3 separate regions of the Homo sapiens genome follow, and regions 2 and 3 are each linked to region 1. The links are chromatin loops, found by intact Hi-C in ENCODE. Cell type or tissue: PC-9. All regions are shown on one strand.

Region 1 (5,000 bases):
TCTCAGTTCAAATGCCACCTCCTGAAAGAGGCTTTTCCATGCCTCCAACCTGAAGTAGCCCCTGGTCACTCTCTGTCATGCAGTCTTGAGATTATATTTTCATTCATTACTTGTCAATTGCTTTTTTTTCCCTTTTTGAAACAGGGCCTTGCTCAATCACCTAGGCTGGAGTGCAGTGGTGCATTCAAGGCTCACTGCAGCCTCAACTTCCCAGGCTCAAGCTATCCTTCCACCTCAGCCTCCCGAGTACCTGGACTACAGGTACGCACCATGCCCAGCTAATTTTTTATATTTTGTAGAGACGAGGTCTCGCCATGTTGCCCAGGCTGGCCTTGATCAAACTCCTGGGCTCAAGTGATCCACCCGCCTTGGCCCCTCAGAGTGTTGGGATTACATGTATGATCCACCACACCCAGTTTTGTTAATTGTCTTAACATCTCTGACTGACCACACACACAAATCAAATGAGATTATTTCATTCATTCATACAATAAGTATTTATGTGCCAGGCAATATTCTAAGCTCTAGAAATTATTAATAAGCAAAACAATGCAACACCCCTTTCTTCACAGATGCTATGTGTTGCTACAGAGACAGATGATAAGCAAGGGAAATAAATCAAATATACACGGAATATGCCAGATAGTGGTAAGCGATGAGGAGACATCAGATAGAGATGGGGGATGAAGAATGTCAGGAGATTGGGGTGCGGTTTTATACGGGTGATCAGGAAAGGCCTCAGTAAGGACTCACTTGGGAACAGCCCGAAGGCTGGGAGCCATGAGGACATCTTGGGTGGTCAGCCCAGGCAGCGGAAGCCACACGTGCAGATTCCCAGAGGTGAGAGTGACCCTGGCATGCTCAAGGGTCAGCAGGGAGGCCCAAGTGGCTGGGGCAGAGTAAAGAGGGGTAGGGGATGAGGTCAGAGAGGTCATGGGGCCTGGGACCAGGAGAGGACTCAGGCTTTAATCTGCAGAAGCTGGGCACCCATGGAGAGTGTGAGCAAGGAAGGAAATGGTTGCAGGGGCATTTTTAAAGGCTCTCTCCTGCTTCTAGGTGGAGACGAGACCACAGGGCGCAAGAGTGAAATCGAACTGGGGAGATGATCGGGCATCTCCTGCAATCATCCTGGCAGTGGGTGACAGTGAATGGAATCAGGGTGGGAGCTGGAGGGTTAGAGATGATTAATTAAAAAGCGTCTGACACAGTGCTGGCGCACAGTAGGCCCTCAGGCGATGGTAGCTGTGATGACTCATATACTGAAAGTTCTGGGAGCCCTAAATTGAAATCTCTTGGCTGTCTGGCCACATTGCTCTGGCCTAGTACCGACGTCATCTCTCAGAGGAGATTAACAAAGACAAATCTTCAGACTGCATAGAAAATATCACTGATGATATGGTGAGGGGGTAAGTTGCTTGCCAAGGTCTTCGGAGTAATAGGAAAAGACAAGAGGGCCGGATTATACAAGTGATAAAACGCTGACATCTCACACATACGACATGTGCTTGAAAGATGCACATTCAGATTCTTTTTAAGGGTAAAGTAACCTTTAAAAGTGATTTATTCCTCCTCGGTTTAAAAAAAAATGTTTGAGAGGTAAAATATATGTGTGCGGCAACTTGAGTTTTCCCAAGTTAAACCCTTCCTCCTGCAATATATTCTCTCAGTGGGCTTTTTACTGGACGGTGATTATATCAATAGCACACTATGTTCACACGGGCAAGAGATCACACACATTTCTTCTGGAGTGAAACTGACTGTCAGTTTAGATTAGAAAATCTGGCTGGTTGACACAGGCAGGGAGCAGTGTGTGTGTGTGTGTGTGTGTGTGTGTGTGTGTGTGTGTACATCTTAAAAGGAAAAAAGAAAAGAAAACAGCCACAGAGCAATGTAGCAATTTAAAGATACCATTCATTTTGTTGGGTTTTGTTTTCAATGAAAATATCAGGAAAGCATTCCCAGTAGATCACAGGGGACCCAAGAAAATGGAGAGGTGCAGCCCAGCAGACAAGAAAATGGGGCTTGCACTCTTGGGGGGCAGGTGTCAGGACCCTTCCCCAAGCCGGCAGGGTGACCTTGAACCTGTTGCTATTCCTCTCTGGGCCTCCATTCCCCCAATGTGTAAAACATGGACTCCTTGGTCTCTATGATTCCTTCCAACTTCTAAAATTATAAATCAGTCAAAGATGAAGGATGATAAATGAAGGAGTGGAGAGGAGGCAGGAAGGACAATCTTATTGATCTTGAGACTTTGATTCAAAGAACAAAAGTGAGAGGAAATGTCGCTCTCGGTGAGAATGTTGTGACTCACCCTGGATGAATGAGGCAGCAGAGTTGGTTAGATATCTTCACCTCTATCACCTCGATCTTCCCCATAGTCCCAGAAGGTGGGGATAATTATCCCCACTGCGTGAATGTGGCAGCTGTGACTCGCAGAGGTGGTGGGACCTGCCCAAGATTGCATTGCTGGTGAGTCACCTGCCAGAGCTGGATTTCAACTGATTCCAAATTGCACACTCCTGTTCCAGCTGCCCAGACCTGAATTCTCAAGACAGAGCCTGAAGGAGGGACCTGAGGCTGCTCTGCCTCTCTCTGAGATGGCCACGAAAGCTGAGGTTGGGAGGGACTGCAGTGTGGGCTCACAGAGAGCTGCTGTCATTCTCCCAGGGCCAGTCACAGAGATCCTGCTCCTTTGCTAGTTAGGACCAAACAGGAAAATGGACTTTCAGCTTTGTATCTGGTGAAACTTGACTGGAGAAAGCTGTTTGGGCCTGAAAACAGAATGAGGCATCTCACTTTTCCCTCTAGGTCTAGGCAGGGACTCCCTGGGAGATGAGGTTTTTCAGGAGACCTGGGCAGTTGGCTGCCGGGAGAATCGCCACCCACAGCCCTTCATCCCTGGGAGCAGAGACCCCGAGAGAGGGGCAGACCTACCTGCAGAAGGTGGACCCCAGCCCACATGCCAAGGAGGAACAGGGGCATGCACCACCTCAGGGTCAACTTTTGTGTTTGCCTCTTCCAGACCCACCCAGTAAACCAACTTCAGCCTGATCCCAGCGTCCCAAACTCAGTGTCTTCCACCCAGTAGGTGCTCCTGGGAGCTGAAGTAGCTCAGCAAGGCAGCAAAGATCAACTTGGCTAAAATTTGCCTGAAACCACTTTCAAAATGAAACACATCAGGGAACAAGTGGCTGGGTGGTGGTCAAGATGACCAAATTTTTTCTCTTCAGACTTCACCATTTCTTGATTACACCCTGGGCAAACAGCGAGAGACAGAAATCACAGGAAAGGTGCTTCTGCTATACACAGTCCCAGGCAAGGTGTGCAGAGGTGAGACCCACCCCAGGTCTTCTGCTCCCACCCCAGGCCTAATTCACTGATCTCTGCATTTCCACATATCCCATGTCTCCTCCTGGGTGAGCTGTTGGTAGCTCAAACACAATATGTCCAAAAGTGAATTCAACTTCTCTCTAACCTAACTCTCACTGTGTTCCCAGGGTCCAAGGTTTGAGCAACTCTCCTAGTCACCCAATCTTGGAAACTCAGTGTCATCTTGTTACACTTTGACAAAGAATTTTACTTAAGAAAATTGCCCAGCATTTTCTGAGATGCCCAGAAAACGCTGGAGAGCTGAACAAGGCTGGATCACTTCAGACCAGACACAAAACGGCCATAGTTTATGAGCGAACAATACATGTTTGATGAATAAATGGACAAACCCATGCATGAATAAAAGAGCAATGAATGAATGAAGTCATGCATGAAAAAGCATATTAGTAAGTGAACGAATGAATGGATGAGCCAATTAAAGAAAGAATGAATAAATAAAAAGAAGTAAATGAGAGGTAGAATACCACTTATATTAAAATCTAAGAAAACAATATCTGAACAAAGTACAAATAAATGAAAGAAGAAATGGGGGCACTAATGATGGAAGAAAGGATATAGTCACACGTGAATGAGTGTGAGAAGTAATTTTTTGAGACAAGGTCTTGCTCTGTTGTGCAGGCTGGAGAGCAGTGACACCATCTCAGCTCACTGCAGACTCAACCTCCTGGGCTCAAGTTCTCCTCTCACCTTAGCCTCCTGAGTAGCTGGGACTAGCGGCACACACCACCATGCCCATCTAATTTCTGTATTTTTTGTAGACATGGGGTCTCACCATGTTGCCCAAACTGGTCTCAAACTCCTGGGCTCAAGGCAATCCTCCTGCCTTGGCCTCCCAAAGTGCTGGGACTATAGGCAAGAGTCACCACGCCCAACATGAGAAAGAATTTTTAAATAGATTTTGAAACCGATGCAAGAGATGAATAATGAATAGTGAATGAATAAATGAGTGAATGAATGAAGTAAATGTACAAGGATTAACCAGCAAATGAGTAACTGAACCAATACATAAATGGATACAAATGGTGAAGGTGGTCCAGCCTTGATATGAGGGGGTGATGTGGTACAGGGAGGGATGCTGACAAACTCCATGGGAATTCAGTGGGACACCGTGGAGTTGAGGTCTTGGTAAACTAGCCACATTCCTCTTGGGGAAGATTTTTAAAGGGACTTCCATTTGAATTTAATAAGAATATTATTAAACAAATATCAGCTGACGCTAGCTGCTTTCCAGGATTAACTCTAGGTTCGTTGGAAAGAGCTCAATAGAATTGACGATACTGTTGTTCTGTTGCAGATAATTACCCATTACACAGCACCCCTCCAGCATGATTTTGATAATTGCTATTAAAATAAGGACTTCCACTGTCTCTTTACAAATTAACCTCCAAGAGGTGTAATTACTATCGTGGCAGGGAGGTTGGCTGTGTGGCCTGGGAATGATGGCTGGGGTTGAAGCTGTTGCAGTGACCACCTTGTGAGACCCGGCATGGGGTCCAGTAAGGAGGCATGAGACTAGGGTCTGGGGGCTCAGAAGTTCTGGGTTGCAGGCCCCATCCCCTGCCATGAAACATCACACAAGTCGTTCACCTGTTTGGGTCTCAGCTCCATTC
Region 2 (5,000 bases), 67 kb after region 1:
CTGAAGCCAATAAGGAAATGGATCGGCACTGAAGGGAAAAAGAGAGATTGAGAATCCCGTGAAATTGCTCCTTCCTTGAGAGTCTGCTGCTGTCTCTGGTGGGAGGGGGATCAGGAAGGATCCATCCAACTGCACAGAGAAGACCTCAGGCTGCTGGCAGTGGAGTCTAGGGGCTACATGCACTGAGCACCTACTATGTGCCAGGCCAGGGCAGGCCGTAGGGATGCTGCAGTGAACAAGACAGATGAGACCCCTGCCCTCATGGCCAATCGTCATTATCATCCTAAATAATATCATTCCTTCCTTGTCTACTACATGCCTAGCCCTCCAGCTCTGTGCTAAGTGGTCCACATGCTTTTCTTTTTCCTAATTCTTGAAAATAGCTTCTGAAGTAGCATTTTATAGAAAAGGAAACAGACTCAGAAGTTTAGCATGCTGCCCACAATGAAATACTTTCTTTTCTTTCTTTCTTTTCTTTGTTTCTTTTTTTTTTTTTTTTTTTTTTTTGAGACAGGGCCTCCCTTTGTCACTCAGGCTAGAGTGCAGTGGCTCGATCATAGCTCACTGCAGCCTCAAACTCCTGAGCTCAAGGGATCCTCCCACCTCAGCATCCAAGTAGATGGGGCTACAGGTGCACACTACCACACCCTGCCAATGTTTCTTTCTTTTTGTAGAGACTGAGTCTCACTTTTTTGCCCAGGCTGGTTGAAACCCAGATGCTCTCCATTTCCAGAGCCTCCATCCACTGCGCTGCAAGGTCTGGCACCTCTCCTTCTCTGGAACTGCTCTGTGGGCCCAGGAACAGGAGTTCCAGTCCTAAGTGGGTGCTGTGTAAACCTTGTACAATTTGCTATATAGCCCCTGCCCTGCGTGCGTACTTGAGTGAGTGTCAGGGAAAAGGTAAAGGATTTTGCACTTATTCATTCGTCCACTGCACACTACTTGGCACCATGCTGAGCCTGGGGACCAGCAGGGGACAACTAGACAAGGTCCCTTCTGGAGAATGCAAGGGCTTTGGGGGAAAAACCATTATCTCCAGGCAGCCAAGACAAATCCAAGGGGGTCAATGCTATCGTGCAGCCCCCAGCTCCACTACAGTGGCCAGTCACAGAGACCTTCGTCACCACCCTTCCTGGGAGTGCAGGAGGATTCCCAGGGGGGATCAGGGACAAAGGCCACCTCCATCCCTACTGGTACAGGCCCTACTGACTCTTTCTTTCTTTACAAAGTGACAACTTCACAACATTTCAACTTTAGAAAGTTCTCGGTCTTCAGTACCCACCAAATATGTTGAATAATACTCTGTAAGGTTGGGTTGTTGTTTCTGTAGTTTCCTATAGTTAGTTTGTTTGTTTGTTTGTTTGTTTGTTTGTTTGGTCTTGTTTTGTTTTGTTTTTTGTTTTGTTTTTTCCAACCACCTGCCCTGACATCATGTCCACATGACCTGAATTCAAGGGAGTAGCCCTTTCCCTCCCATCTCTGCTCCATCCACCCACACATGGCTGGCTGCTCACTTAATTCCCCTGGAGCCCACACAGTAAGCCTCGCACCCCACCCAAGACTGTGCTGGGCCCTGGACGGCCAAGGGTCTGAGCCCCTCAGCTCTGCATCCTTGGAGAACAAACACCACCAGAGGGACCTACAGCTTCTGACCACCCCCCTTCATCTCTCACGTCCCACCTGGAGGACTTGGGCTCTGTCACATCAGGCAAGCCCCTGCCTCAATCTGGGCCTCAGTTTTCCCATCCGTTGAGTGAGGTCCAGACAGGGGAGTCAGCCAAACACCAACACCTTTCATTACCCACTGTGAAGAGCTCAACTCCTTGACTCACCATGGGCCCCACTTGGACAGTGCATCCTCCATCTGTGTTCCCAGCACAAGGCCTGGCACACAGCAGGGCAGCATGGTGCATGGTTCTGAGGATGAACCTGGAGTCAGACAGGCTGGGCTCAAGTCCTGGCTTTGCTACCCATGTGGTCTGGCGCTTTGCTTCTAAGGGTCTCAGATCCCTCATCTGTAACAAGGTGACAGCACTGTCACCTCTGCCAGGGGCTGTTGTGGGGATCAAATGCGACAGCGGGTGAGAGGCTCTCAGCACGGGGCCCACACACACTGGGTGCTCAATTAATGTTAACAGCTGTTAATAATATTAAATAACTTCCGACTTCCCCCACGGTGGGCGCCTCCCGGGCCCAGCAGCCTCTTGGCTGGGAAAGAGACAGACGGGGGCCCCCTTCCCCGGGAACTGACTTTCCAGTGGGAACAAGGACGACCGTCGAGGAACCCGACAAATGAATTAAACCAGCACCAGCGTGATGAGCAAAGCGGAGAAGGAAAGAGGGCGCTGTGAGGAGAGCGAGGCTCCTCCGGGAAAGCTCCTTCTGCTCCAGGTGACAGCGGAGAGAGATGCCACCGCGCGGCGACCGGCAGGGCCGCGTCCCCTCTGCGTCCTAGCACAGCGACGCCCCGCCCGCCACCCGCCCTACGTCACCCACAGCCCCCGACACCGCCCCCTCCCCCGGCCCTGGGCTTCCAGTCCCTGACAGTCCCTGGGACGCCGCCCCACAACGCCCGCCCTCTCTGGACCCTAGGACGGCCCCGGGCACCTGCATATGATGTGTGGCCACGCCCCCGCCACAGCTAATTGGACCGGGGTGGACACCTGAACCCAGTCGGACCAATCAACTCCTGGGTTGCCCCGAGACCCGGACCGGGCCCTGTCCACAGGCTGGACCTGAGCGAGGGAAGGCGGGAGACGGAGGGCTGGAGGCGGAGGGCGGGAGGCGGAAGGCTGGCCCTGAGCTGGGACCCGAGAGGGAGAAAGGGCAGTCCCCTCCCTCAGGTCCTGCTGCCCTCCCCACCTCACCTCTCCTGGGAGTCAGGTCCCAGCTGTGACTTAAGCCAGTACCAGTGGGTTTCAGTGCCTCCCAGCAGAGCGCCCCATTCGCTTCCCCTGCTCCTCGCAAGCAAACCAGTGTCCTCCCCTCCCCAGCTCCTCTGCACCCCTCTGGGCCCCTGCCCTGTCTTCTCTGGGGCCACTACTGGACCCAAGCTTCCCAGGGGCCGGGCTTCTGGTGTTCTGGAGGAATGAGTGAATGAATAACAAAGCCTCGGAGCCGCCCCCAACAATGGAAAGACCCAGGGCCGAGTGGCAGGCAGAGCTGGACTTAGGTCCTCCTCTGCTCCTCTCGACCTCCCTGAGCCCCCACCTCCTCACCTGCAGCCGAGCGGGGTGGCCACCCAGTTAGTGCCAGCTGCGTGAGTGCTATGCCTTACGCATTTTATAAATTTCTTTTCGGTAAGAGATTGCAGACCTAGGCTCAGCTTCCTCCTCCCTGAATATCTTGAAATGCACCCCCGCCAGGAGCTATAGGTGGTGGGGGCAGCCAGGAGACAGGGTCCTTCCCAGCTCAGGCTGCGGAGGGAGTGGAGGCCCAGCAGGTGCGAAGCCACTAAGGCCAGTCTTGGTTAGCCATGAATGTGGGCCTCGTTCCTCAGGGGAGAGGAGCTGAAGTCAAGAGCCCCTAGGTCCTGCACTTCCCCCACCCCCACTGTTAAGAGGAGGTGGAGGTAGAGGCAGGGGCACCTGTCAGCAGGAGGGACCCTCTGGGATCCTCCATGGCTCCTAGACAGGGATGGAACGCAGGGGCTGGGGTGGGTGCTGAGGGAGAAGAGCTGTCCGCCTCCTGCCCTCCTCCCTTTCGCAGCTCTCTGCTTGCACTGGAACCTCTCAGGGTACAGCTCTGGGGGAGGAGGGAGGAGGAAAAAAAAAAGGAATGAGAGAGGGGGGAGGCTGTGGGACTTCCTTGGGGGGGCTGAAGCAGATAGTAGGGAGAGAGGAGCGGGGAATCTAAGTGCAGAGACAGCACAACCCTTTAATTTAGTGCGGCTTTTTCTAGCAGCTCATCAACTTGAGAAGAGGCTGTTTAACTGCTATTTTTGTAAATCCTGTGTGTCCAAATCTGGCCTTTTCCAGTGCTCCGATTTCAACCCCCACATCATGTACTACCTCCCCTCTGACTCCCAATACAAGTTGGAAGGGTTTATTTTTTTTCTGCATCTTTCTTTCTTGGGCAGGTCCACAGGCTGGGTCTGGGGGCTTCCAGGGAAGGGGAGGAAGCACTGGGACCCCTCCTCAGCCTCCTTTGCCTGTTTCTGTCATCACCATGTCCTCCAAATATGGGAATGCCCCAGGGCTGGGTCTTCAGATCTCTTCTTCTCTCTGTCTAGCCTTATTGCCTAGATGGCCCAAGCCAGTTTCAAGGCTTAAATAGGGACTGAGCATTGAAAACCCCCAAGTGTGTTTCTCCAGCTTGGAGCTCCAGGTACTTATATCCAACTGCCTTTTCCATGTCACCTCTCTGAGGTCTAATGGGCTTCTCAAATTCAGCATCCAAAACTTAACTCCAGACTCGCTGCTGTCCCCAGCAGTCCCCAAGACTGCTCCTCCCACAGCTGCCCCATCTCCATGAATGACACTCCATCCGTCTAGTGGCTCAGTCTAAACCTTGGAGTCCTCCTTGACACCTCACTTGCCACACCCACATTCAATCCGCCAGCAAATCCTGATGGCTTTAACTTCAAAACATGGCCAGAAACTGACCACTTCCCATGACCATGACTTCCCTGGTCCAGCCACCTGCCTCTCTCACCTGCCCACAGGGATGCCTTGCTTTATCCACGCCCACCCTCTGCAGACTCTCCTCGACCCAGCAGCCAGTCACAGTAACCCATCAATCAGAGCATGTCACTCCTCTGCTCCCAAACCACCAAGGTTCGCATCCTCATCACACTCAGGGTCAACCCAAGGGTTCTAATCGCAGACCACAAGGCTCCACAGTGCCCATCCTCCTGTCACCCCCTTTCCTCCATCTGGGTTTCTAGGGGAAGAATCAAGTGAATACAAGGGAGAGAGAACAAGAGGGAAGAAATAGAGCAAGAGTCTGATAGACCAGCCTGACTGAGTAGATGAGAGCGAGAGAGAAAGAGAAAGAGAGAG
Region 3 (5,000 bases), 95 kb before region 1:
CCTCATGCAGCCTCCTCTGATCTGCAGCCAGCATATCCTCTGCTCCCAAGACTGTGCCCAGCACAGCAGGGTGCTTAGTAAATATCCATATTTTAATACTATAGTCACCACGTTGTACAATAGATCTCTTGAACTTATTCCCCTTATATAACCGAAATTTTACATCCTTTGACCAACATCTCACCAACCCCCATACACATATTTTGTTTGTTTGTTATAGAGTTTCACTCTTTTCTCTAGGCTGGAGAAAAGCAGCACGATCTTGGCTCACTGCAACTTCTGCTCCCCGGGTTCAAGCCATTTTCCTGCCTCAGCCTCCAGAGTAGCTGGGATTACAGGCATGCACCACCACGCCTGGCTAATTTGGTATTTTTAGTAGAGACAGGGTTTCGCCATGTTAGCCAGGCTGGTCTCAAACTTCTGACTTCAGATGATCTACCTACCTCAGCCTCCCAAAGTGCTAAGATTTTAAGAATAATTAAGAATGAACAAGTCCTTCAATTAAAATGAAATTAATGTAATTGTCCTTTCAAAGATGACCCCCTGTCCTCTAAACAGGCAGCCCCAGATTCATAGCTGCCTGCTCTGGCATTTTCCCTTGGAGGTCTAAAACCCATCTTCAGCTTTCTTGTTTAAAACAGGGCTATTTCCTCCCTTGAACTGACTCTTCTCCCACCTTACCCAGCCCAGGGCACAGCTTCACCCCACCCCACACTGACCACAAGCCCTGGAGTCCCCTTGATCACTCCTGTCCTCTGCCCTCTGCCCTCTGCATCTGATCCATCCTGCAGCTCTTTGAGATACTCCTTCCAAAATGCATCCCACTCCGGTCATGTCCCTTCATCTCTGCCCACTGCCCAGTCCAGGCCTCTCATCTGGCCTGCCCACAGCTACAGCCTCCCTGACATCCCCTGCCCCCATCCCTGCCTGGTTCACAGGTGGAATCATGTTGCTCCTCTGCTTAAAAGTCAGCCATTGCCTCCGGCTAAACTTGGAATAAAACCCAAGCTTCTCACCCAGCCCTCACGGCCATGGGATCTGGCCTCACCTGCCTCTCAATCATTTGGCCCTACAGTTCCCTCTCCCAGGAGCTCCCTCCCCTGGCTTTTCTCATGCTGGTTCCTTCTCAGCCTCAGCTGTCAATTTCAACATTGTCTCCTCCAAATCATCTTCCCTGAGCACTGTGCTAAGGTCACCCTTCCCCCTGCACAGGGGTGTCCCTTCCCACCCTCGCTTCACCCTTGTCCCCTCTACTCTGTGCTTCTGGGTGGCAGCCCTTATCGGCTACATCAAGGGGCTCCTCATCCTCTGGCTTCAAGGTGAGTTTGGTTAACAGGGAGCCCCAGCAGGAGATCAAGGAAGGAGGAGGAGAGGAAGGTTGGGGTGTTTATCCCCTGACAAGGTCCTGCCCTGGGAAGAGCTAAGGCTAGCTTTCCTCAGACTGCAGCTTTCAGCTCCTGTTATCATGTGGTCCCTCCCCACCCAGCCCCCTGGCAGGGCTCCTCCACCCAGCTTTCTCCATCTCCGGGTTCCACTCATTGCTCCTCCCCGCACCCTCGCAAACCCAAGGGTGGTAATGGAGCCCTCTGTTGCCGGATGCCAGGAAACAGCACCATCTCCAGGATTTCCTTATGCCCTGCCCATGCCTTCGCCTTCTTGGTCTCTTTTTTACACTCTCCAAAAATTGCCTGACTTGACTGTGCCATCTCATCTGTCCCTTGCCACATCCCCACTGACACACTGCCCACCCTCCTCACTTCCGTCTCCTCACCCTGTCCAATTCCCCCACGGAACTTCTCACTTCCCAGCATGATTGCTTGTGTACTATCTGCATCCCCCACCAGAACACAAGCTCCATCTGAGACGGGGATTCATTGCATCATATGTCAGCGGAATAGAGAAAACACATGCTCACACCTCCTAACTCTGCTCAAACTCGCAGGGAAGCCCAGCCAATTCTGTGAAAGTTCATGGTGAAATCACATTGACTTTTAAATGCCTGCACACGGCATTTCCCAAACTGGGATCAGGCAACACTCATTTAGGAGGTGTTGGCAAGCAGTTGGCAACCTGATACCGACAGACCATATCTGCCAGGTTGTCCTCATTTCACCGAGCGCCTCTGACAATTTCATCTCCCGCTATCATGACCTCAAGTCTGTCCACTGGCCCCAGTCCAGACTGGGAAAGCCCTCATGCGCCAGCCCCTCTGAAGCCCAGGGAGTTCCAGCATGAGGCCTTTGCTCCATGGGCTTCATTTCACTGCTGTCTCCACACCCCTCAAAACCACGTGGGCCAAGGCAGAGCCAAGACTACATCAGCCATGGGTCAGGAGATCAAATCCTGGTCTCTGTTCTGTCACCAACTTACTATGTGACTTTGAGCAGGTTGAATTCCCACCCTGTACCTCGGTTTCCCCAAATTCTCCTGCTGTTCCTGCTGCCTGGAATTACCTTCCCAGTGAGCAGGTTGGATCATACATTCTCCTAGCACGTCCCTGCACTGGTGGTGAGACATTGCTCAGAGAGATTAAACTGGCATAGTTCCTGTTGATGGTCATCTTTCTTTAGAAGGTGAGAAAGGAGAAAAAAATGTCAGCTTGGCTATGACACATAACCACTATGATCAGACAGCAAAAGACCCAAGCTCGTGCTGGTCTCTGCTGGCCTGACTGCCAGCATGATTTAGTTCCCAGGGTAAGTAAACTCCTCCTTTCTGGATGAGATGAAGCCTTGAGACAATAAAAATGTGCCCCTCCTCCAATATGTAGGTGATAGTACCAGCTAAGCCAGAGAGGAGGGATGAGGCCCCTTCTTGATGACATAGCCTTTTGGGAGATGGACCAACAAGAAGGTGCTGAACCTGATGATGGGGAGCTGTGGGAATGGGAGAGCCAGCATCAGCCTCATGTTGCCACTGTCATCATGGCGTAGCCTCTGCTGTCCTGAGAGCTCTCTGTGGAGCAACTCACCTGACTCTCACAACAGCACCATGAGGAACTCAGGGTCAACACCATCACCATTTCCAGGTGAGAACAAGGTTTCAGGGCTATATCTCTTGCCCAAAGCCACAAGCTTGTAAGTGGCTATAAAAAGACCATGACAGCACCAAGCCCCAGCCAAGAGCTTGTTCTGTGTTTGCTGATTGATGCACTGACACCCGGTGTGGTCCTTACTGTTCCCTTTGCATCAAGCAACCAAGGACAAGGGCCCAGCCACCATGAGTCAGAGTCTAGGTGGGGCCACTGGCATCACACCTGTCACCTGGCTCACATATGTCACCTGGCACCTCCTGCCACCTGGCCCAGATCATGAGGACCAGTGTTTCAGAGCTAGGGAATGGAGAGTGTTTGGGGAAGGAAGCTAGGGAATGGGGAGTGAATGGGGAAGGAAAGGGGGTGACATTGCCTCCCCCTTCATCAAGAAGGCTGCTGTGAACTCCATTTTCATTCCCTTTTTTGGTGGGTCTGAGGTTCACACAGCCACAATCGTTCAGCCCTGTGGGTGGGTCAGGGCATATGGGATAAACTATTTTTCCTTGTCATGGGTCTGCCTACAGCAGCAGAATTGGATTCTAGATGATGTATGAAAAAGATACAGTCCAGGCGCGGTGGCTCATGCCTGTAACCTCAACACTTTGGGAGGCCAAGGTGGGTGGATCACTTGAGGCCAGGAGTTCAACCAGTCTGGGCAACATGGTGAAACCCCATCTGTACTACAAAATACAAAAATTAGCTGGGTGTGGTGGCAGGCGCCTGTAATCCCAGCTACTTGGGTGGCCGAGGCAGGAGAATTGCTGGAACCCGGGAGGCGGAGGTTGCAGTGAGCCAAGATCGTGCCACTGCACTCCAGGCTGGGTGACAGGGTGAGAAGGGGAGGGGAGGGGAGGGGAGGGGAGGGGAGGGGAGGGGAGGGGAGGGGAGGGGAGGGGAGGGAAGGGAAGGGGAGGGGAGGGAAGGGAAGGGAAGGGAAGGGAAGGGAGGAAGGAGGGAGGGAAGGAAGGAAAAGAAGGAAGGAAGGAAGGAAGGAGGAAAGAAAGAAAGAGAGAAAAAGAAAGAAAGAGAAAGAAAGAAAGAAAGAGAGAGAGAGAGAGAAAGAAAGAGAAAGAAAGAAAGAAAAAGAGAAGAAGGAGAAGGTACTGGATGTGCAGAGGTGCCACTGCTGCAGCACTGAAGACAAGAGCAGCAAGTCAAACCAGGAGGAACAGTGGCTGGGGCAGCTCCTGGATTTCAAAGGAGGAGCCAGCATCCAGTTCCATGGGGCCTGAGCTGGGCCGAGTGCTCCCTCCAGGGCAGGGAGAGCATCTGGCCAAGGTCAGGGGCCAGTCGCTGGTTGTGGACAAGTGGGGCCGCCTCCAGTGTCTGCCCCTCCAAGAGTTTCTGCCGTGGAAGTCAGTCGGTTTCCCCAGTGAATAATCAGGACACCATCAAGACAAGATCATGGGACACATGTGAGGAACAGAAGCTCAGTGTTCCTCCCCCACACGCCCACATGAGCTAGCCCAGCGCTAATGCTGCTCTGCCCTAGACCAGCCAGGCCTGGGGTGAGCCGCTGGTGTGAGGGGCATCAGGAATGGGGGCCGCTTATGCAGAGGGATTCTGAAGCCGCATAGAAAGCTTACCCTGGGGGGAAATAAAAAAAGGAAGTTAACCCATCATCTTACAACTGAGCCCCAAATTCTGCTGAAGAAGAAAGAGGAGGAGGAGGGAAAGAAAGAGTAGGAGGAAGGGGAGGAGGAGGATAAGAAAGAGGGGGAGAGAGAGGAAGAGAAGGAAGGGAAGGAGGAAGAGGAAGAGGAGGAAAGGGAGGAGGAGGAGGAAGAGAAACAGGAAGAGGAACAGAGGGAAGAAGAAGAGGAGGAGGAAATTCTCTGATGTGTGCCCCATGATGGTTTATGAAGTGCTTTCTCTTTGAAACCCCATGTGGCCCCCACAACCCTCTTTGAACCACGTGAGGCAGAATCCTAGGAGGAAACTGAGGACCAGGGAGGTCCGCACAGTT

What was found. Hi-C counts contacts between places; a loop is a spot of excess contacts. Peaks named below come from ENCODE experiments on the same cell type or tissue, not always from the same donor. Only the 100,000 strongest peaks of a DNase experiment are listed, where the experiment ranks them.
Region 2: it touches region 1 in a loop (13-fold over the local background); 2 of 110 quality-filtered maps call a loop at or near these places.
Region 3: it touches region 1 in a loop (8-fold over the local background); 2 of 110 quality-filtered maps call a loop at or near these places.

The regions. Positions count from the first base shown.
Region 1 is chr1:30,616,141-30,621,140 of GRCh38, forward strand. No RefSeq gene overlaps it. Among named protein-coding and RNA genes, the nearest start is that of MATN1-AS1, 100 kb to the right of the region's middle. RefSeq lists enhancers at 1,443-1,612, 1,830-3,029. In PC-9, no CTCF peak of the experiment used is centred here; a DNase peak (open chromatin) is centred at 2,411; H3K27ac peaks cover 2,173 bases.
Region 2 is chr1:30,682,893-30,687,892 of GRCh38, forward strand. No RefSeq gene overlaps it. Among named protein-coding and RNA genes, the nearest start is that of MATN1-AS1, 33 kb to the right of the region's middle. In PC-9, CTCF peaks have their summits at 2,295 and 2,505; a DNase peak (open chromatin) is centred at 2,599; H3K4me3 peaks cover 753 bases.
Region 3 is chr1:30,520,648-30,525,647 of GRCh38, forward strand. No RefSeq gene overlaps it. Among named protein-coding and RNA genes, the nearest start is that of MATN1-AS1, 200 kb to the right of the region's middle. In PC-9, no CTCF peak of the experiment used is centred here; a DNase peak (open chromatin) is centred at 2,604.